2 separate regions of the Homo sapiens genome follow, and region 2 is linked to region 1. Evidence: chromatin loops called from intact Hi-C (ENCODE). Cell type or tissue: gastrocnemius medialis. All regions are shown on one strand. Each heading gives the region's core, and the rest is flanking DNA. Links, peaks and the distances in the headings are about the cores only. Region 1 has its middle 77 kb from the start of SEMA6A. Region 2 overlaps LOC105379133 (a long non-coding RNA gene).

Region 1 (10,696 bases), core at 1,294-9,293:
TCTTCTGCTGTCTCATCATTGGGTGTTTCCCCCTTTTGGAAGAAGCTCTCCAGTGATATTTGCTTTTTACTCATTTTGGCTAGGGTTATCTTGTGGACTTAGCAAAACTGTGACTGAGACAAGTGCACAGTGCAGAAAGAGGCATGAACAGAAATGGCAAATAAAATAATGGGTGGGCCACGCGTGGACTAAAATAAGTGTCAGATTCTGACTTAAACCCTGCCACTAGATGCAGCTGTACAATTGAAGTACATCAACTCACTTGCAACTATAAAGCTTGGCACCAGATGCAGTTTAATTGTCACTTGTCACTCACTGATAGGGTTTTGATATGAGTCTGCAAACAATTGACGTATTATGGTGTCTGCACAGTCAAACCTCTCTACTAATGTTAGTTGGTGTTTGCAGCCACTCCCCAGCACTAGCATCACCACCTCAGCTCCATCTCAGATCATCAGGCGTTAGATTCTCATAAGGAGCATGCAACCTAGACCCCTCACATGCACAGTTCACAACAGGGTTTGCGTTCCTACGAGAATCTATTGCTGCAACTGATCTGACAGGAGGTGAAGCTCACGCAGTAATGCGAGTGATAGGGAGTGGCTGTAAATACAGATGAAGCTTTATTTACTCACCCGCTGCTCACCTCCTGTTGTGCAACCCTGTTCCTAACAGGCCATTGACCAGTGCCAGTCTGTAGCTCAGAAGCTGAGGACCCTGTCATAGAGTGTACTTACATACGTAGATGGTATAGCCTATTACACACCCAGGCTATATGGTATATGCCTATTGCTCCTAGGATATAAACTATTACTGTACTGAATACTTCAGAGAATTGTAATACAATGGTAAGTATTTGTGTATCTAAACATATCGAGGCATAGAAGAGGTACAGTAAAAATATGGTGTTATAATCTCATGGGACCAGCATCATATATGGAGTCTGTTGTTGACTGAAACATTGTTATGGGCACATGACTATATATGATTTTTATAATTTACTTTTAAAACTAATTTTTGTTGTCACAACACTCATGCTTTTATTTTTTCCTTTAATTGTTTAAACTTTTGTTGACTTACCAAACCAAAGGGGAGAAATTTTTTTTTTTTTTTTTTTTTTTTTTTGAGAAGGAGTCTTGCTCTGTTGCCCAGGCTGGAGTGCACTGGCACAATCTCGGCTCACTGCAAGCTCCGCCACCCGGGTTCACGCCATTCTTCTGCCTCAGCCACCCGAGTACCTGGGACTACAGGCGCCCGCCACCATGCCCGGCTAATTTTTTGTATTTTTAGTAGAGACGGGGTTTCACCGTGTTAGCCAGGATGGTCTCGATTTCCTGACCTTGTGATCCACCCGCCTCGGCCTCCCAAAGTGCTGGGATTACAGGCATGAGCCACCGCGCCTGGCCGCAAAGGGGAGAAATTTTAAGTATGGTGGCTGTATACTTATTATTGGCTCATTTATCCTGGGCTATTCTGGCTTTTCTTGTGCAGTTGATTAACAGGTAATCAAACGGTTTGATTTCCGTGATTTCCTCTGTCTACCTCCCTGTGACTGCACAGATCTGTTCGTGTTGCCAGGCTGATTTTATAGTCAGGGTGCTCTGTTTGCATGTCTCTGGGACCAACAGTAGCCAACTCAAGGAAAAACCAGGAACAAAAAGAGGCTGCTTTTTTGGGATTTACTGCAAAGTAGTAGGAGAGTTTATGGAATCAAAGAAAAGGATGAAGGACTAGACCTGGGCAAGAAGAGAACCAGAGCAGCTCCAGGAATATAGGAGACAGAAAAAGTCTCTTCCAAGTCCTATCCTGGAGGCAAATGATCTCCAGCTGTTCTAGGGCTGCACGTATTCTGCTCACAGCTCACATTCCAATGAAGTGTGACTAGGGAGTGTGGGTCCCTTGATGAAGCTCCCTGCAGGTCTGCATCCAGTGGAAGAAATTTCCCAAAATAAAAACTGTACCTTTTTTTTTTTTTTTTTTTTTTTTTGAGATGGAGTTTTGCTCTTGTTGCCCAGGCTGGAGTGCAATGGTGCAATCTTGGCTCACTGCAACCTCCGCCTTCTAGGTTCAAGTGATTCTCCTGCCTCAGCCTCCTGAAAGTAGCTGGGATTACAGGCATGTACCACCATGCCTGGCTAATTTTGTATTTTTAGTAGAGACGGGGTTCCTCCATGTTGTTCAGGCTAGTTTTGAACTCCCGACCTCAGGTGATCCACCCACCTTGGCCTCCCAAATTGCTGGGATTACAGGCTTGAGCCACTGTGCCTGGCCAAAACGGTACCTTTTAACATCAGAAGGGAAATGGAAGTTAGGCAGCCCAAACAACAGATGTATAGTCTACCATTAGTTCCTGCAGTCATCTAAATGGCCGGTAGCAGATTGGATCTTAAAGGCATTTAGGACATTCATTCAATACAAGTGCATCTTTTAACTAGCGATATATCTTATTTAAAAAAATCATCTTCATACCTACATTTGGAAAAGAATTATTATTTTTAAAAACAGCTTCATATTCATTAGCTGCTACTATACTTAAAAACTTGTTGAGGTAGATAGAAACAGAATTAACATGCCCTCTTCTGAGTTGAAAACTGGAGGTGCTGGATATTCAAGGCACTTGTCCCAGGTCACACTGATGCCTTAAAATTATAATCAGGGCTCCAGCTGAGTTTCCTTATGTATAGTTTCTGCACCTCCTGCCCCATCTAAAAAAGTCTCAGCATATATTAGGAAGCTGCATGACAGAAAGAACAGTGCTTTGGAAAGGTGAGATTCAAGTTTGGCTTCAACATCTGTGAGCTGGATGGTCTGCTTACCTGAGGCCTCCTGGCTGTCTCTCTCCCATGGATGACAAAAGAATAAGATGGCATAATAGATAAGACTTTAGAAAGTGTCACACAATTGTGAAATGTTATGATTTTCCTCATTCACACTCTAAATTCTCCTTATATGTGTAGGCATTTAGTGACATTATCATTGACTACTACACCATCTGCTAGTTGAGCATGTGAGCAGTATCAATGCAAGGTGTATTCTCTATGCTTATCAATATGGTTGAAATCAATGAACTCAGTGCTTCAAACCTGAATCACATTTTCTTCAATTTGTGTTGTTGCTACCTGCTAAGAATGCAGTAGTAAAGGTGTTCAATTTCCAAAGAATAATTAAGCAAGGACACTGTGTCCCATCTTTGATGAAATGCAGATTTCACATTAAAATCAGATCCTTCATTTTTAAAGGTTGAATAGAATAACACCTAAAAAAAGAATTCCAACTGGTTAAATTTAGGCTTCTGAAAAAAAAAAGTTTAATGTAAGATTATTCTTGGTACAGAAACATTTTCGCTTGGCTGTGAATTGGATACATTTGAAAATCATTTTAAGCTCTTGCTTTTGGAATTGTGTGTGATCAGGGAGATCATCAAACAAATGTCAATAGGCATGGTAGACTCAGTAACACTGCTTCCCTCATTCTAATGAGCTATTTTATGAGAATAGGTTAAGGTAGTTTCTGCTTTGGAAAAGGGGGTCTTCTGATTGCAGGTATGTTTGCAGTGATTGGTCACAAAAGGCTGATAGTATTATTGTAGGTGTTGGCCTCCCCATTCAAGCTTGGCTCACTCCAGCGCCTGGAACAGACACTTGTCTTGCTTATTTAAAACTTATCTACCTATCCCTATGAATCTGAAGTACCATATGGCACATGTAGCCTTTTCAAGAGACATGCCAACTGATGTCTCTGTTGCATATCTTATGCATATAATTATAATAATAGATTAGATTTAATGAACTTATTCTATGTACCAGATACCTGGCTGATCACTATACATATTTATTTTTACCTCGTGCCATGAACATAGAAATCATTGAAGAAGATAAAGTGACTTACCTGGCCATTTTATGGCCATTTAGCACCTATAAACTTGGCCATCGCTGGCTTAGAGGAGGAAAAAAATATTTAAAAAAAAACATTTTTTCTTCAAACATAGAAATTTTTGTTTTCTTGCTGCTTTGCCAAAGAAAGAGCTCTAAACAAAAAACGAGGATAGTTCTTTCCCATCCTATCCTGTTGCGTTATCATCTCCCAGATTGGATGAAGAGGGTAAAGACTCATGCCAGCCCCTCTAATGCCTCAAACCCTGTGTGCTGTAATAGACTCAAAACAGGAAAGAAAGGAGAACAGTTCTCATCCCTGTCCCATGCCACTCCTGCCAGACAGAACTGTTGGCATATGCCCAACTGGGCAGGCGGCCCTTTTTGTGACTCTTTCCTTTGGCTACCCGCGAAACCTGGTCATGGCGTCAGCCTTGGAGGACCTTTCCCGGAGAGCCATGAAGCCACTAGGCTGCCTTCCCTGCTGTGGGCCTTGGGGCTTCAGTCATGGCTCTGTTGACAGGAGAGTAGCTGAATTATAATAATAACCTTTCCTTCCACCTCACGGGGGTGTCGTTAGCATGAGATGACATAATAGATGTAAAAGTTTTTTTGAACAGTATAAAAATATAAGTCAAAATAATAAAAGAACGAAGAGCATTATGATTACAATGATGTCAGAGTGCTCCATCCCAGGATCGTTTGAGCTGTCAATGACAGAACAAATTCTCTCTGCAGGCCCCAGGGTTTTCACTCAAGGTTTTAGCAGATTTGTCTAAAACTAGCCACTCTCTTAGTCAGAGAAACAGAAGAATGGAAAAAGTTCAGTGAGCTGCTATTTGGGGCCAGATACTACCCCAAAGTTTCTCTCACACATATACACACACATTTGCATATCCACAGGTACGTAAGACATACACATAGGAAACATGTAAATGTTGACAGAGGGGAAAAATATAATCCAGATGTAGTGGCAACTTCTCTGCGCCTATAGATCTGGGTCAGATTATCTTAAGCCCCAACTCTGCAGCAGGCATAGCACCCCTAAGTCTTTCCAAAATTTCTGCAGTTTCCCCAGGTGTCTAGTGGTTATGCCAGCTTTTATGGTTTCTGTCCTTGGGTTTCCATTTCTTACAGGCAGCAGACTCTGCTGCCTAACATGGACAACACAGAGAAGCTCAGGCTTTGATTTCAACAATCAACATAATCCGTCCCAAATATACTAGTAGATTTTGCTGGAATGAATAGGAGTTAAGTGGATGTGCAGGTGGGATTGAATTTACACAGCAACAGTGAGGTTTATGTGGCAACACTGATCAGTTCAGGAGGTACAATCCATGCTGAAATGTCTGTTGATCACCCCTTTCCAGGGGGTATTGAGAGCCTTTCTCCAAGCGCCTGCTCTTCTCCCTGTTCCTCCTCACTTCTCCCCACGCCCCACATTCCTAATCCCACATCCCATATCCCCATTTTAGAAGCCAATAACTGGTTTTCTTTCCCTGTCTCAAGCAGAACAACCCTCCCAATCCCTGAGTGGTGGGTGGGGCTACTTCTGTTCCACGGATGCTCTTTCAAAAACTGAAGGAGGCTTCCCAAGTGAATCTAGACAATAAATTGTCTTTGCCTCCTTCCACAAGTGTGAAATAATTACATATTACCCAAATCCTGCAGCCCATCAGGGCTGAACACAGATTACAAAATCATATTCAATACTGTTTAACAGTAACTTTAAATGGATCACTCACTGAAATCTTGAGGTTTAAACACAATCGTTTTGAAAATCTAGCTGAGCTCTATGTTGCTCTGTTATTCTGCTGAGAGAAGGAGGGGAGACGGGTTTATTCCTGTCAGTAAAAAAAAAAAAAAAAAAAAAAAAAAGATGAACTGTGTAAAAATAATGTAAGGGGAACACCCACTATTCCTGTCCCTTCTCAAATGTCACGTCACATTGATCCTGGTGAGCCAGGAAGTCACTTAATGCATTCTTTAAAAAGTCAGACTGTCCAGGGAAAGGACACCTTCTTTCACTTCCAATCAGCCAACCCATCACTCCTTTCCTCCATTTGTAAGTCTGTGGAGTAACTTAAAAGGCATGAGTCATGTTCTGAAAATCAAACATGCGCATGCAGAGCATGCAAAATGAACCGCGGAGAGAGTCGGCATTAGAGACACAATGCGGCCTTTGTGAAACATGACAACATCCCTGGGGACCGAGGCTTCTGAGTGTTGCTGAACTGAGGAGAGTAATAACAGGGTCCAGGGTTTGCCAGAGAGTGTGTCATAACATGGAGATTTTAGGAAAAGTGTGGAGTCCCTTTAATCAGCTCTGAGAGGAGCTTGCTAATAGTGCCTTTTTGTCAGTTGTTTATGTGGTGGGTGGGTCAACATCAGAACTTTACCCTTTTATTGTTATGAAAATTTGTAGACTGTTTATCTATTTTCTTTCCCTTTTCCAAGGAAACATTTGCAAAATGTTAATTACAGAGATTCTAGCTTTACCTTTCCTGAAAGATGAATTCTGAAACATTACTTTTACTTGGGATCACCTCTCTTAATTGGGGGACTTTAGTTTCAATGACTTTGCCTGTCACTCTGAGCAGGGTTTGTGCTCCAAAGGAATCTCTTGGGATCTACCATTTGTCTGGGAGACAGGGATATTATTTTGGGCTGTGAAGTCTGTTTGCTAAAAAAAGTGCTGGGAGGATACCAACCACACACAAATGTAGGAATTTCTACTTGTTAAGCCTTTCCGTCTGCAGGGGAGTTGTTGCATTATTTCTTACAGCTGTTGTTCAGTGAGAGAGTAGTACGTTTGAGTCTCTGATCTCATCTCCCAAAGTTTATTGTGAAACTTTCATATGAGCACCTGTGTTCCTGGATTACAAAATGACACCATTAGGCAATTCTTATTGTCGTGGATAATTGCCATAGAAAGGGGAATAGGATAGAGGACTAGAAAAAAGAATGAAAGTAAACACTTATGGGGAATATTGTGCTTTAGAAAAAGGCATTGCAATGTAATAGCATGATGATTTTAATCCCAGATTCATAGTGATTTAATGAAATAAGCAGCATCCATAGGCTCAAAACATATGTTTACAGAGGTAGATGGAATAGCAGATATTTCTGTTGTAGTGATTTTTTTGTGTCCAAAGTGTATCTTCAAAAGGCATATAGTCCTTTGAGTTCTGAAAATACCAATAGTTTTCTTTTTATGCTCGTTGTGTTTAGCACTCATTGTTTTATCTTGGAAGACACTTTCTATTTCTATGTACAGCCATCATAGTAGGATTTACATTTCAGCCGGCAGCAATCCCTAAGACTATAGAAAAGCTGGAAGGAATAAGAAGACTTCTTATTTTAGCTATCATAGATGATGATTGGGTTCATAAAGGACTTAAGATATAATGATAGGGAAAATTCATAACCTAATGCTTTCAAGTCAATTTCATGTTCCGCTTTTAATTAGAATCAGCCTTCTCTCTTTTTCATTTGCTATGTAACATACCTTTCCTTAATTTCTGGGGGGAAAACCCTCTCGAAACAGGGGTGAAAACTGTTGATTTAGAATCATGTCATAAAATAGAACTAAAGGAAAGGGGTGAACTGACTGCCTCAGACTGAAACAGAGCTCTTCAGGGTTGATCCCACTGATTGTACTGTTGATGGCAGAGAGAGAGCAAGGCAAACACAAAATTGTTAATGTGGCAACTAACACAATCCTAACCATAAATACTTGCCAAAGCCGGAATGCAGAATTTCAATGAACCCACCTAGTCTTTTATCCCACTGACATAATTTAAATCATGGGGCTGGTTTCCACACATGACTAGAAACCCCACCTCAGTGTGGTTTTCAATATAATGTTCACCTCATCATATATTGATTTCCAAATCTTTGGTCCCTAACTTTTCTTTACAAGGCTTTGGTTTTCTCCAATTACAGAATCTTGTTTAATTTATGCATGTAATTCTCAATGTTTCTTTGAGTACAGACCTCAGAAAGTGTTAGTGAATAAAAAGATTCAGCAATTGCAGTTTAACATTGTCCTGTCCCGAGCTCTTGAATTCTACTTCCTTCAGTCTTCATTTACCCCTACACTAGGATACAGTGGCCACTTTTTCCCCATGAACTTCTTCATGTTTTTTGACTTAAAGAAAAACTCTTATTTTTTGGTATTTTTTCAAATTTGAAGAAGGAGATTAGAAGATTCTGATGTTATTCTAAATGAATGTTAAAAAAAAAAAAAAAAGCCCAGCTCTCAGAAATGAAGGTAATATAGAACTGAATAAAAACCAAAACACAGTTTGAATAAATAAAATTCACCAGATTTTTTTCTTGGATATCAGCCTTTTTATGATTTTGGGCGCCTAGTCACTGAAAAGCTTTGTTCATTTTTTTTTTTTAAACATAGTAACATATATAGATATTGCAGTAGCTAATTGCAATTATTCACCCTAGACAAAGACAAAAAAATGAGTTTTTGTTTTTCTAATTTCTTAGCTTGTGTGCAAAGTTGCCATTCCAGATGGGGCCCATTATGTGATGTTGTATTTCAAAGGGAAACATTTCTTAAAGTTGCTGAAAAAAATGTTTATTAAGGAAATAAGAGCTGCTGAAGCAAAGACACGTGTTATCTATTTCGTCAATTAGTGGCAAAATTCTGGTAGTATTCCTAAAGAGCTGCAGGGGTTCTAATTGAAATATTCTAATCCTTCCTCTTCCCAACCCACCGAATACCATTGTCAGTAGGGGGAAAGAATCATAGAATTAAATTCTAGGTAAAACCATTTCTGATTTTGTAGCAATGAGAAAGGGTTGCACTATTTTTGGTTCTTGCATCATTTATTAGAAGTTTTTCTCAGTAGGACAGCAAGCAATTATCTGAAGCAGCTGGGTTATGTGAAGGACTGATCACATGTTATAACACACAGAGGAATTAAGGATTATGGAAAGATGAACAATGTAATTATGCTCATGGAGTGTCACTTATTAATTTTAAGGTGAGATTTGTAATAATTTCATAATAGCTATAACAGTCGGAGCAAATGTCTGGATTTGTAAGGGTCTCCAAGGTTTAAAATTGGTTCATAAATTTAATTTTGTTAAAATGTGGTTCCAGTTGCTAGAAAGTTTTTGTTTCAAGGAGAATGAAATCCTGCAAGCGATGAAGGCAAAATCTAAAGCTTAAAGTTCTTGTTTTAACAACTTTTATTCATCGCAACTCCATTTCCTTCCTGGGTTAGTGTAGAGATGGATTCATAAAGGATAGCTCACAACTATCTTGTATTTCCTATGAGTAATTGTGCAAAGGTGAAAAGATGACATAATCACAGCAATTAACTTCTTTTCTGGCTCCACTATGGTAATTATTAAGAAACATCACTTGTGGGAAGCCCAGCAATCACCCCAAAATCAGGGCTACCTCTGCTTTTCCGAAGTACCTTCCCTAATCTGTTTAGTATAGTTTCTCTCTGTTACACTTTTAATTGCCTCTTTCACTCTCTTTATTCCAGTTTTCTTATTAACATTATTGCTAATTAGGAATCTAAAGTAGGCCGCCTTTTCAAAACAGAAATGACGACCGTTTCTTTTCCAGGTAAGTGGGTGGTATTTGCAGCAAGCAATTAAAATGCACTTTACCCAATTAAAAAAAAAAGACTAATGATAACAATAGTTAAAAAACAACATCACAAAATGACGGTGAAAAACTTAAGTGATCTCGAAATTAAGCTATGTTAGTCAGCTGTTATGTGACCAGAAAATAATGCGTTACAGATAACACAGTTTTCTAAGCAGTGGTTGTTTGGCCATCTGACATAAAGTAAAAAATGAAAGAAAATAAAATCATAATTCTCCCAAGTCTATTATATTTTTAAATTTTTTACAGCTACTAGATAGCTATAGGGTTTTAATTTTCATTTTTGAGTATTTTTTTTTCCAAATGGAAATAGCTTTATTTTTTTTAGCCTATCAATGTAATGGGTACTCACTATTAATAATTCAAATAAAGTAAAAATTACCCCAAATCCCCAGTGAAAAACTGCTAAAATTTAGTGTCTATATTTACAGTACTTTTTATTTGACATATGAGTGTAGAAAACAGGTACAAATAAATGCAAATATATTTTAGTAAAAATTCATTTATTCAACAATATTTATGGAACACCTACTATGAACATGCAATAGAAAACCATAGTGAGCAAAACAGACATGGTCCTTTTACCCGTGGTGCCTACCAGCCTACCACAGGATAGAGATATGAATTAAAGAATCTTAAAACTGAATATAGTATCACAAATGTGGCAACTGCTACGAAGGAGGGGCACACAGTATAAGACCTTATATTAGGGGAAAGAGACTTCATCGGGGATGTCAAGGGAGATTTTTCTGAGAAAGTTATTATACTGGGTGTGGATTTCAAGGAAGAGTCAGAGGACAGATAGTACCTAGAAAAAGATGAGGATGAGGGGAAAGAAGGGATCTAGAGCAGCTGAGCTTTCCAGGCAGACGAAGCTGCTTGATTAAAGGTTTTCTGAGAGGAGAGAGCCTGTGCATTTGAGAAAGAAAGGCTAACATCCAGAGAATACGTTTGTCACATTAGAAGACAAGCCCAGAGTGGTGGATAGAAAGCAACACCTCAAAGAGCCTTGTGATTCTGCTGGGAACATGGTTCTCAACCTTAAGAGTAAGGGAAAGCAGTGACTGAAGGATGGAAGTAATATGTGTTTCATTAAGTTTCAGTGTGGAGGACTGATGGAGAGGGGCAAAATGCACGCAAGGGAATCCAGTTGAAGGCTATAATGGGTGAAGGGGAAGAGAGA
Region 2 (10,696 bases), core at 810-8,809, 120 kb after region 1:
ATAGAAAAACAAAACGTACCCTTATGGTGTACAAATAATAACATTAATCGAGGTTAACACAGCACAGTCAGTGTTGCTGTCATGGAATACTACAGGAGATTGCTCACCACCAGCATTATTACATAAGAAGTATTACAGTAAGCAGTGAGCTCAGAGATTGTCTATTACGAGATACTTTTTGGAGAGAGCATTGAAAAGGCAGATAGAAACAATGACTCAGCCAGTATTACTCATCTCTGAAGCAAAGAGCTGTGGGCTCCCGGTGTTGGGTTTGCATCCAGTGTTGACATCACTAAATGCTGCAGGAGGACTCCTGTGGTCTGAGTCCTGTTCATTTAGGAGATAAGACTCTCCAAAGAACTGGGTAATTTGCTGCGAGGACAAAAAAACCAAACACCGCATGTTCTCACTCATAGGTGGGAGTTGAACAATGAGAACACTTGGACAGAGGAGGGGAACATCACACACCGGGGCCGTTGTGGGGTCGGGGGAGTGGGGAGGGATAGCATTAGGAGATATACCTAATGTAAATGAGAAGTTAATGGGTGCAGCACACCAACATGGCACATGTATACATATGTAACAAACCTGCACGTTGTGCACATGTACCCTAGAACTTGAAGTATATATAAAAAAAAAAGAATTGGGTAATATGGGGGGCTTCTCTAGTTCTGCTGTATAACTTAACCAAGTCTGATAGCCAGACACCAGAATTTGTACTACAAAATTTTTTTCGGTGCCAAAAGGATGATATGAGAACAAGAGTCTAGGCTGACACTTCTGTCCACAGGCTTTTTCTTTAAAGTTGGAACTCTTTTGGCCAGGGCCAGTGGCTCATGCCTGTAATCCCAGCAGTTTGGGAGGCTGAGGCGGGTGGATCACAAGGTCAGGAGTTTGAGACCAGCCTGGCCAATATGGTGAAACCCTGTCTCTACTAAAAATACAAAAAAAAAAAAAAAAAAAAAAAAAAAAAAATTAGCTGGGCGTGGCCGGGGGCAGTGGCTCACACCTGTAATTCCAGCACTTTGGGAGGCCAAGGTGGGCGGATCACCTGAGGTCGGGAGTTCGAAACCAGCCTGACCAACATGGAAAAACCCTGTCTCTACTAAAAATACAAAATTAGCCAGGCATGGTGGCACATGCCTGTAATCCCAGCTACTCGAGAGGCTGAGACAGGAGAATCACTTCAACCCAGGAGGCGGAGGTTGTGGTGAGCTAAGATCGTGCCATGGCACTCCAGCCTGGGCAACAAGAGCAAAACTCTGTCTCAAAAAAAAAAAAAAAAAAAAAAAAAATTAGCTGGCCGTGGTGGTAGGCGCCTGTAGTCCTAGCTACTCAGGAGGCTGAGGCAGGAGAATTGCTTGAACCTGGGAGGTGGAGGTTGCAGTGAGCTAAGATCACGCTACTGCACTCCAGCCTGGGCCACAGAGCAAGACTCCATCTCAAAAAAAAAAAAAAGTTGAAACACTTTTCTGCATGGCTGAGGAGTTCCATGGTGTCCTGACAATGATCCTCTCACAATAGTAACCAGGGTCCAAGGCTGGGCATGTTGACGCTGAGTGCCTAATGGATGCTAAATTCTTACTTGCATAATCAGTTCTCTCCCAAGGTCCAAATCATTATTTTGCAGAGCACTTTGGAACAAATAGGGGCTAATTCTGCTCCAGGGTAACAGTGGCTGATAAATATTTCAGACTGTCCTTTCATCTTGTTTCATAGGGACTTACATGTGTAACTCCTTTGCAATCTTACCAGAGTATACTCAGAGCAGGTATTTTCTAATGAAAAAAATATGCATCTATGTATATCTGGCTCTTCAAAAATAACAGTTCGTAATTGCTGTCTTCAAAGAAGTCAGTCAACATTAGCCAGACAGTAATGTTCATCTCTGAAAGACTACAGAACATGCTGGGGAGGATGAGTGGCTCCTCTTCATTGTTAGATTGGACAGCCCTCCTGACAATGGTCTGGTCCTCCTGTGCTTACCTTGGTCATGGCATAGCCCACACTTCTTATTTTATAAGAGAAGGCTTGTGAAATTGCCTGCATCCGTGGGAATCCCAGTGTTCGTGACTGTATTATCCTTAAGCTTCAGCTTTTTTATTCAGAGTAGTTAGGGCATCAACACACTTGGGAATCCCTGGTATATATTTTGCATAAGAAGTCTTGTATTTTATTAATTAATTCATCATAAGAAAATGTGCTTTGGTGACTGATTTTTTGGGAGGAAATTCAATGTCTCATTAGGGATCATCACTGCAGCTTAATGCAATTATGTATGTCAAACCTAATGACATTTGACATTGTGGCAAGAGAGACTCTCTAAATGGGATGCGACTTAAGAAGATGACAAACCTAGGATTGTTTGTTTCATTTTTTTCCCCTCAAACATAAATTCAGGTTGATTAGACTTTGGGGCTTGCTGTATCTCCTTAGTAGATGACCTAAAATCACAGTTCACTAAGTTCTTTTGTTTAAGGTTATGACTTAATGGTGAAAAAACAAACAAACAAACAAAAAAAACACCTTGGTCCTAAATCATGTCTTTCTCTATTTAGTTGCCTAACAGATGTAGAAAAGTAATATCTTAAGCAAAATCATGTGGCACATTAAGTTTGACCTAAAAATCAGTCCAGTTTCAGGGAACAAGCCGACTTTTATAAACATTTCAAGAAATAGCAAATGACTGGGTTCCACTAAAGGTATACCATTACTTAAAAGTTCCCCCTTCACTCAAAAGAGACCTTACGAATTATTTCATAATTTCACTGAATATTTGCTAGTCTATCCTTTACATCAATGCCTTTACTTACCTCTTAGCAGATATTTAGGCTTCACCTATTTCACTTTTCCTGTGGTTATCACTTAGGTCGAAAGGTTTGCTATGGCTAAAGGCTAACCAAGGACCAGGGTAAAGAAGAATGATGTCAAAATTCAAGAAGTGTTTGACTGGTGATATGGCAGAGTGACTTTGATTTAAAGCCAGACTGTAATTGATTTGCTTCATGATCTTGGGAAAAAATCATTTACTCGGAATCTTCAGTATTATCTTATGTCAAGCAACTGTGAATCACACTTTCTCTCTCTGTAGAGTACACAGTGCCCAGTACAAAGCCCTGCATAGAGCAGGGGTCCAAGTCCATATGACTATGATACTAAATCTATTTCTTTTTTTTTTTTGAGACAGAGTCTCTGTCATCCAGGCTGAAGTGCTGTGGTGCAATCTTGGCTCACCGCAACCTCCGCCTCTCAGGTTTAAGTGATTCTCCTGTCTCAGCCTCCTGAGTAGCTGGGACAGCAGGTGCGTGCGACCACGCCTGGCTAATTTTTTGTATTTTTAGTAGAGACGGGGTTTCAACGTGTAAGCCAGGATGGTCTCCATCTCCTGACCTCGTGATCTGCCCACCTCAGCCTCCCAAGGTGCTGGGATTACAGGCGTGAGGCACCGCACCTGGCCATTTGATACTAATTCTTAAAATTAAGTATTATTCTGTGCTTCAGGCAATCATTTAGCTTTATTTCTCAGCATTAATGAGAGTAGGCCAGGAGCGGTGGCTCACTCCTGTAATCCTAGCACTTTGGAAGGGCAAGGCAGGAGGATCACTTGGGCCCAAGAGTTCAAGACCAGCCTGGGCAACACAGTGAGACCCCATCTCTACAAAAAATTAGCTGGGCATGGTGGCATGTGCCTGTAGTCCCAGCTATAGGTGGCTGAAATGGTAGGATCACTTGAGCCCAGGAGGTCAAGGCTGCAGTAAGCCATAATTGCACCACTGCACTCCAGCCCAAGTGACAGAGTGAGACCTTGTCTCAAAAAAACAAAAAAAACAGAGTAAACATATTTTCTGAAGTAGATAGATCTAACTTAGGACACTAGGTTGGGAAAAATTTGGGCACTTTTGGTTAACCAAGTGAATTTTAAATATAATAAGAAAGACCACACCTTCAGCACTTTTAGAAATGTTGTCGTAAAGCAGTAAAGATTCCTTTGCAAATGAATTAACACGATTTTTCATGTCCACATGTATTTTCATTAATTATGCTTGCTTAAAATAGCGTACATGCATGTAAACTAACATCTTATATTCACCCATTTAAAATTCACTGGGAAGGCCGGGCACAGTGGCTCACGCTTGTAATCCCAGCACTTTAGGAGGCCGAGGCAGGTGGATCACGAGGTCAGGAGTTCGAGACCAGCCTGGCTAACGCGGTGAAACCCTGTCTCTAGTAAAAAATACAAAAATTAGCTGGGCGTGGTGGTGCACACCTCTAGTCCCAGCTACTTGGGAGGCTAAGGCAGGAGAATCGCTTGAACCCGGGAGGCAGAGGTTGCAGTGAGCCAAGATCGTGCCACTGCACTCCAGCCTGGGCAACAGAGCAAGACTCCATCTCAAAAAAAAAAAAATTCACCTAGAGATGTCTGCTGAACATGGAGAAACAAAATAAAACAAAACAGGATATGTCTGACTCAGAAGTTTACTTCCCTGAGATGCCAAGAAAGAAACCCACCTACTTGCCACCCTTTCTAATTTGCATCTCCTTTGTTTCATAGTAGATCAGATTTACCTTAGAAAAAGCCCTTGATGGTAACCAAGCAGAGGCCTTAATGTTCCTGACAAATGTGCTGTAGCATCAGGTACTCAGTGGCTGTGAATGTTTTTGTGAAACCTGCTGTGCACCAACGTTTTTAGCTCTCCAGGAACCAGTAGCTCCTATGCTGACTGTCTGCTCTAGCTTAAAGCCAGATTCCCTCTTCAGGTACAGAGGGGCTGCAGAACATGGCTTTGCTGAAGACACACCTTGGACCTGGAGGTTTATCTCTGAAGGGCTGGATTCTCTTATTGCGTTCTTCAAAAAAAGAGGAAAGCTCTTTTGCTTATAAGATACTATTATTTTAACAAAAACGTTAGGGTTTGCCTAGACTGAAGACCTCTGTGAAAACCTAGCTTTTAAGAAAATACCATAAAACATTTTTTAATGCCACTTTAGCGTGAGAGGGTCCTCTTCAATGTGTGTGGCCAAACTGAGCCCGAAGTACTTTTCCTCCTAGCTCTAAAATGGGGCATATGGAAGTGATTGTCAGGAGAAGGCAGCTGCTGCAGACACAGGGTGAAGATTTCGCAGCAACACCCAAAGCCGGTTCTGGAAGCCGTGGAACAATGTAAGTTCTGTTGTCCAGGAATGCGTTCTCAACACAGCGGTTTCCTGAATGCCCCAAGAGAGTGGGGCAGTGAGAGGCTGAAGGCCAGACAGCAGGGTTACCTTTCCTGTTCTGTGCAGACAAGATTCATTACTCCCTAGTGATGTTTTAAGTGAATGTATAGCATTCATTCATAGACAATGTCTAGTTAGGTAATGTTAGCATGAAGGGTAAATTCTAAATGTGAAGGAATATACACATGACTTTGACTAATCAACATACTATCCCTGGAAAACATGTTGGAACTGCAAAAACAAAACAAAACAGAAAAATAGAGTGAAGTGATTCAGAGGTTGTGAAACCCTAAATTTTTAATTAAAATTGCACAATGCAGTTCTATCGTGAGCACAAACTGGATTGAACGCCTCCTACATCAAAATCATTCTCAAATGTTTGAAGTCTGAATAACTAGTAACAAGATAAAGATGGACAACTAGACTCTTTGGATTAAATGACAAAGTTACCAACTCACCCTACTGTTCTTTTTATTTTTTTTACTTTTAGAATGTTTTGGGTACTGGGCAGACATGTCTGAACTCAGATCATCTACTTGGCTATGCTAATGTTTATTTTTCTCTTCCAAATTATCCCTCCAGCTAAAACTGTACTGGGTCCTAGACAGGGGAAAATGGCTGCTCCCGAGACCTCTCTGGAGAGCTGAATTTGCAGATGGAATCTATTAGTTGCATTTCTAAGCTTGAAAGATCATCTTCCTTTTACCTTGAAGGTAAAACTTTCCTCTCTAATAACCCAGAGTGATTTTCTTATCTGCAATTTAGATTACTGAGGCCATCTGGGGACATTTGCAAAGACTGCTGTGTTATTTTGGAAATAGGTGTCTGGCTGTACATCTGAGTACTCCTTCCCCAACTTTATGGACCATATTTTCCAAGTCCAATTTTAAAACATGGAGTGGGTTAACCCCAGCATAAAGCAGAGACAGACAATCGCTAAAAAGATGCTTTCATTTAGCCACTGATTTTAGTGTGCAATTTAAAATGGAAGGTCTTTAGAAGTATTTTAGGTTGAAGAATAAAAACAGACACACCAGAGGGAGATTTGCCAACCATATACATACACAGGCGTTAAGCCCCCTATACATAAACCAAATATAAATGGAAAGACAATGAGTGAACTGCACATATAAACAGACAAAGCCCCAGTGGATAAGTCATAAAGATCTGACAGCAAGGACCATACGTCTTTAAAACTCTCAGCTTTTCTACTCAAGTAATGTGTTATTTGTCCCAGGTTTGCAGTTCACTCATTCCACTCAACATCTTCCTTGGCACTGTTCAGTTGTCTGCTGTCTACACGTTTGGGCTCTTGGCAAATGTAGATGCTCTCAACGAGAACAGCTTCTGAGTGTTATTCAGACTCCTGATGGGCCTCAGATTGTATAAAACCAGGATTTGTAGCTCTTTAGGGATGTAACTCTGTTTGAAGCAAAATATCTTCTCACTTCTTTCCAGTACTTACATGTGGGGAGCTAATCCCAGAGCAGGAAGAGAAGGTAAGCAGTTTTTTTCTTATAACAACAGCTTACAAGTTTTTCCCAGAGGTTTGGGAAGTAGGTGAGCAAACATTAGAAAGCTGATGGATGGCCTCTGATCATCTACTTGAACAAATCCTGAGCTGTGTTTTTCCAGTATAAAACAGTGTCAAACAAATACAAGTTAGGGCTGTTACAAACCATTTTTTTAGTGTCAAATAAAATGACATATGTGAAACCATTGTAAAACCGTAAATCATTGTGCAAAATTATTATAGCTAGGGTGGAGGGAGAAACTATCCAAATTGACTTGAGAAGTCACTATTTCAGGGTGATTGAAAGTTAGAAACCACTTAGGTTCTTAGAAGATGTGTTTCCATAACACTGAGCAAATCTTCAGTCTTCACTTAACAATCTGGTCACATAATGCCTGGATTTATTCAATTTGGGTAAATATATGTTAAAATATCATTCCACCACTGTAATCTGTGGAATTGTTACCCTTCCCACCTGGTCTTGGAAGGCAGTACTACTTTGAATAGTGCTTATACCTTGAGCTCCTACTCCAGTTTTTCAGACTTTTTTGGTGTGCAAGGGTTACACTGTGACAAGTGTATTATTGGTTTGCATGGAAGGGCTGAGAGTTTAGCAAGGGTCTGTGAACAGTAAGGCCAGTGAATGTTAGGGCAACTCCCAGTACAGCTGGCCATTCGGTGGCCTTGCTGTGAGTGATCACCGCACAAGCCTTCTGAAGTGGTAGCTATTTACAAGAAGAAGGTGAAATATTCTGCCGTAACAAGGACAAGCAACAGCACAATACTTTACAAAAAGGTCGGAAGGCAGGGCACTTTACCTTGCATGGAATTATTCAGGAGGCTCAATAGCTTTGTATAGCAACGGAAGGCTTATTGACAGGAGTTAAAGGCTTCCGGAAGAGGGGACTAATTCTCTGGGACAGCCACACACACAAAGTCATTAACCCCCTGCAGGAAAGTGTGAAATTGTCCTGTATTGGAGGCTGGGTTAACTTGTGTGGCCCTATTGTGGCCATTTCCCCTCCTTGTACAGTAGAGAATCTATCTCCTTCTTCTTTCCATATAATTAGTGAGTTTGGTGCCCCAAATCACCAAAGCAGTTGAGGTCCCAGCATTTTCTTCATTACCATGTGGGCCTCTTACCCCCTCCCTGCATAGTTGCATAGTTAGTGGTTGTGAGAACCAGTCTCCATTCTCTGCTAGTGTGGAAGGAAATGTGGGCTCTTTTTATCCCCTCCACTCTTCCTCACCCAGGGTGGAGGAGAAGAAGTCACATTTCTCCATTGTTCCAAAAGAGAAACTCTCCTATTTAATTGGGTCAATTTTAATTTAATACAGAAAAATGACAGGAGTGTTTCCCAAATAACTTGTTTGTAACTGCTTAGGTCATTCTAACAGTATAACTTTGGACAAATTCCTATGAACACTACAGAGGAAAAAAAAAGAATTCCTAGCTGAGAGGTGTTGATGGAATGACCAAAAAACTCTACTGTCTGATTAGCAGATCAAGTGCTTTGGGTTGTCTGGGTAAATATTTAGAATAAAGGAAAAAATCAAGGACTTAAGACATACAGATGTGAATTTAGTTGGTAGCCCTGGTGCCTTCTTAGCAGAGAAATATCAAGCAATTAATTTGCTTATCCTTGTTGAGCTCTGGTTTCTCTACTTGTAAAATGAGATGAATAATGCTAACCTAATAGAAAAAAACAGAAACAGCCCTCATACTACGAATAGGGGAGTGGTTAAATAAATTAGAGTATATCTGCAGTATGGTGTATTACACAAACTTTTAAGATAGGTAGAGGCATATGTGCTGATGTGGAGAAACATATAAAAATATTAAGTGGATAAAAGCAAGATGTAGAACAATATGTATATCAGATTTCCTTTGGTGTAATAAGTAAAAGAATTTTACATCAGGAGATATGCATCCCCATATGTGCTTAATAATGAGGGGGATAGGAATTATAAAAAACAGTTAGAAGTTAACTTGAGGGAGAGGAATGGAAAGTTGGGCAGGAGGAGGGAAGTTAACATTTTTAATTTATATTTTTCTCTGTTATTTAGGTTTCCTAGCCAGGTCTGTATGTTACTTTTATTTTTAAAATGTCCACATAGTTTATTTGCCTAGTAAGATTATGAACCTTTTTTATATTTTTATAGATTAAAAAGTAAAAACCTTTGAAATTAGTATGGGAATTAAATTAAGGAATATGTGTGAAGTGCCTAGAATAGAATGGGCATAGTCAACATTAGTGCAAATAAAATGAAGAAAAATACCTAAATAGTTTTTAACCTCCAACTTCTTTTTTTGAAACTATATTTTATGCATGAACGATTATCTTTATTATCCCATTTATTATTTTTATTGCTAATTTTTAGAAACTGTTTACTACCTGTTTCTCTGTCATTTTTGGCTTATGGTTATGACTGTCCTGGATGTGGTGAAAGATCACTAGATTGGTAGTAGAACCGGATTTGCCAATAATTACTGTAATTTGTGGCAAGCAGGTCATTTGATCTTTCTGAGCTTTTGTTCCCTCAACTATTTAGCAAGTCATCTGGACGATCTCTAAGGTCTCTCTAAACTCTAAATTTTCATATCCATTTGCCACTGAATTTGGTGCAGCTGAAACCAAGAGTTTGAATTAGTAGGCCGTCAGAGAGTTTGTAGCAGGACAAGCAGGACAAGCTGCAGACAAAACTACTCAGACACCGAGTTAAAGAAGGAAGGGGTTTATTCGGCCGGGGGCATCGGCAAGACTCCTGTCTGAAGAGCCGAGCCCCCGAATGAGCAATTCCTGTCCCTTTTAAGGGCTCACAACTCTAAGGGGGTATGCGTGAGAGGGTCGTGATCGATTGAGCAAGCAGGGGTTACGTGACTAGGGGCTGCATGTACTGGTAATTAGATCGGAACAAAAAAGGATAGGGATTTTCACAGTGCTTTTCTATACAATGTCTGTAATCTATAGATAACATAACCGATTAGGTCAGGGGTGGATCTTTAACTACCAGGCCCAGGGTGTGGCGCCGGGCTGTCTGCTTGTGGATTTCATTTCTGCCTTTTAGTTTTTACTTTTTCTTTCTTTGGAGGCAGAAATTGGGCATAAGACAATGTGAGGTGTGGTCTCCTCCCTTAAGTTCAAAGATAAAAGAGAAAAGGAATATCATAAAGAAAAGTTTGAAGTTAGGAAATAGTTATCTAAAACCAACCCAATCTGTTACAATAGACACAGACACTAAATCACTCACTGCACTTCTCAATCAGTAATTTAAAGCTATTTCTGCCCATGGATACTCTACCATTACATAAAAGACTGCTAAGATAAGCTTTACATTTTTCTTCCAAGTTGAGTTTTGTTGATAAATTATTTTCTTTTTGATTATTTGTTTTCAATCTACAAGCAAGGTAAATGCTTTGGAGTCCACAGTTATTTACTTACACAGGGGTGGAAAGGTGTTACCTTGTCTTCATCCATCTTAAGGATCATAGCCTACACTCCAATAACAAAACAAAAGACAGGTCAACAAGAGAAAAGCTCAAACAATCTATTTAATCAAAGTTGTATGTGACAGGGGTGACTTCAGAAATGAAGAGCCAAAGACCCAGGGAAAACTGCCGATTTTTATGCTCAGGTTGAATGAGAAATGAACAGCTCTGTAGAAATGTGATTGGACAAATGGGTATGATCTAATTAATGGTAATAGACTGAGAGGGGAAACCCAACAATGGCCTATTTAGATTCTTCTTGGCATCTCTGTGTGGCATTCGTTTCCTTCTGGACATAAGACCGGACACCTGTCACATGAGGCTCTTCAAAGGAGAAGGGAGAAAGTCAAAGAATGTCCTTTCTAGGCTTTATGGCTTGCTTTGGGGAAGAGGAGTTCTAGTTTCTGTGACCTGCCTTGGCGAAGAGGAATTCTGGTTTCTACAAATTATTTCGAGGGGAGATAGAGGGGTGAAAGACA

The links. A loop is a pair of places that touch in the nucleus more often than their neighbours do. Peaks named below come from ENCODE experiments on the same cell type or tissue, not always from the same donor. Only the 100,000 strongest peaks of a DNase experiment are listed, where the experiment ranks them.
Region 2: it touches region 1 in a loop (11-fold over the local background); 4 of 110 quality-filtered maps call a loop at or near these places.

Annotation. Positions count from the first base shown.
Region 1 is chr5:116,646,466-116,657,161 of GRCh38, forward strand. No RefSeq gene overlaps it. Among named protein-coding and RNA genes, the nearest start is that of SEMA6A, 77 kb to the left of the region's middle. RefSeq lists a silencer at 5,868-6,162 and enhancers at 5,868-6,162, 6,097-6,146. In gastrocnemius medialis, for the core only: no CTCF peak of the experiment used is centred there; DNase peaks (open chromatin) are centred at 4,249 and 6,056; H3K27ac peaks cover 397 bases.
Region 2 is chr5:116,766,516-116,777,211 of GRCh38, forward strand. All of the region lies in intron 1 of LOC105379133 (a long non-coding RNA gene), which reads left to right. Among named protein-coding and RNA genes, the nearest start is that of LINC02214, 9.7 kb to the left of the region's middle. RefSeq lists an enhancer at 4,382-5,044. In gastrocnemius medialis, for the core only: no CTCF peak of the experiment used is centred there; a DNase peak (open chromatin) is centred at 5,182; H3K27ac peaks cover 607 bases.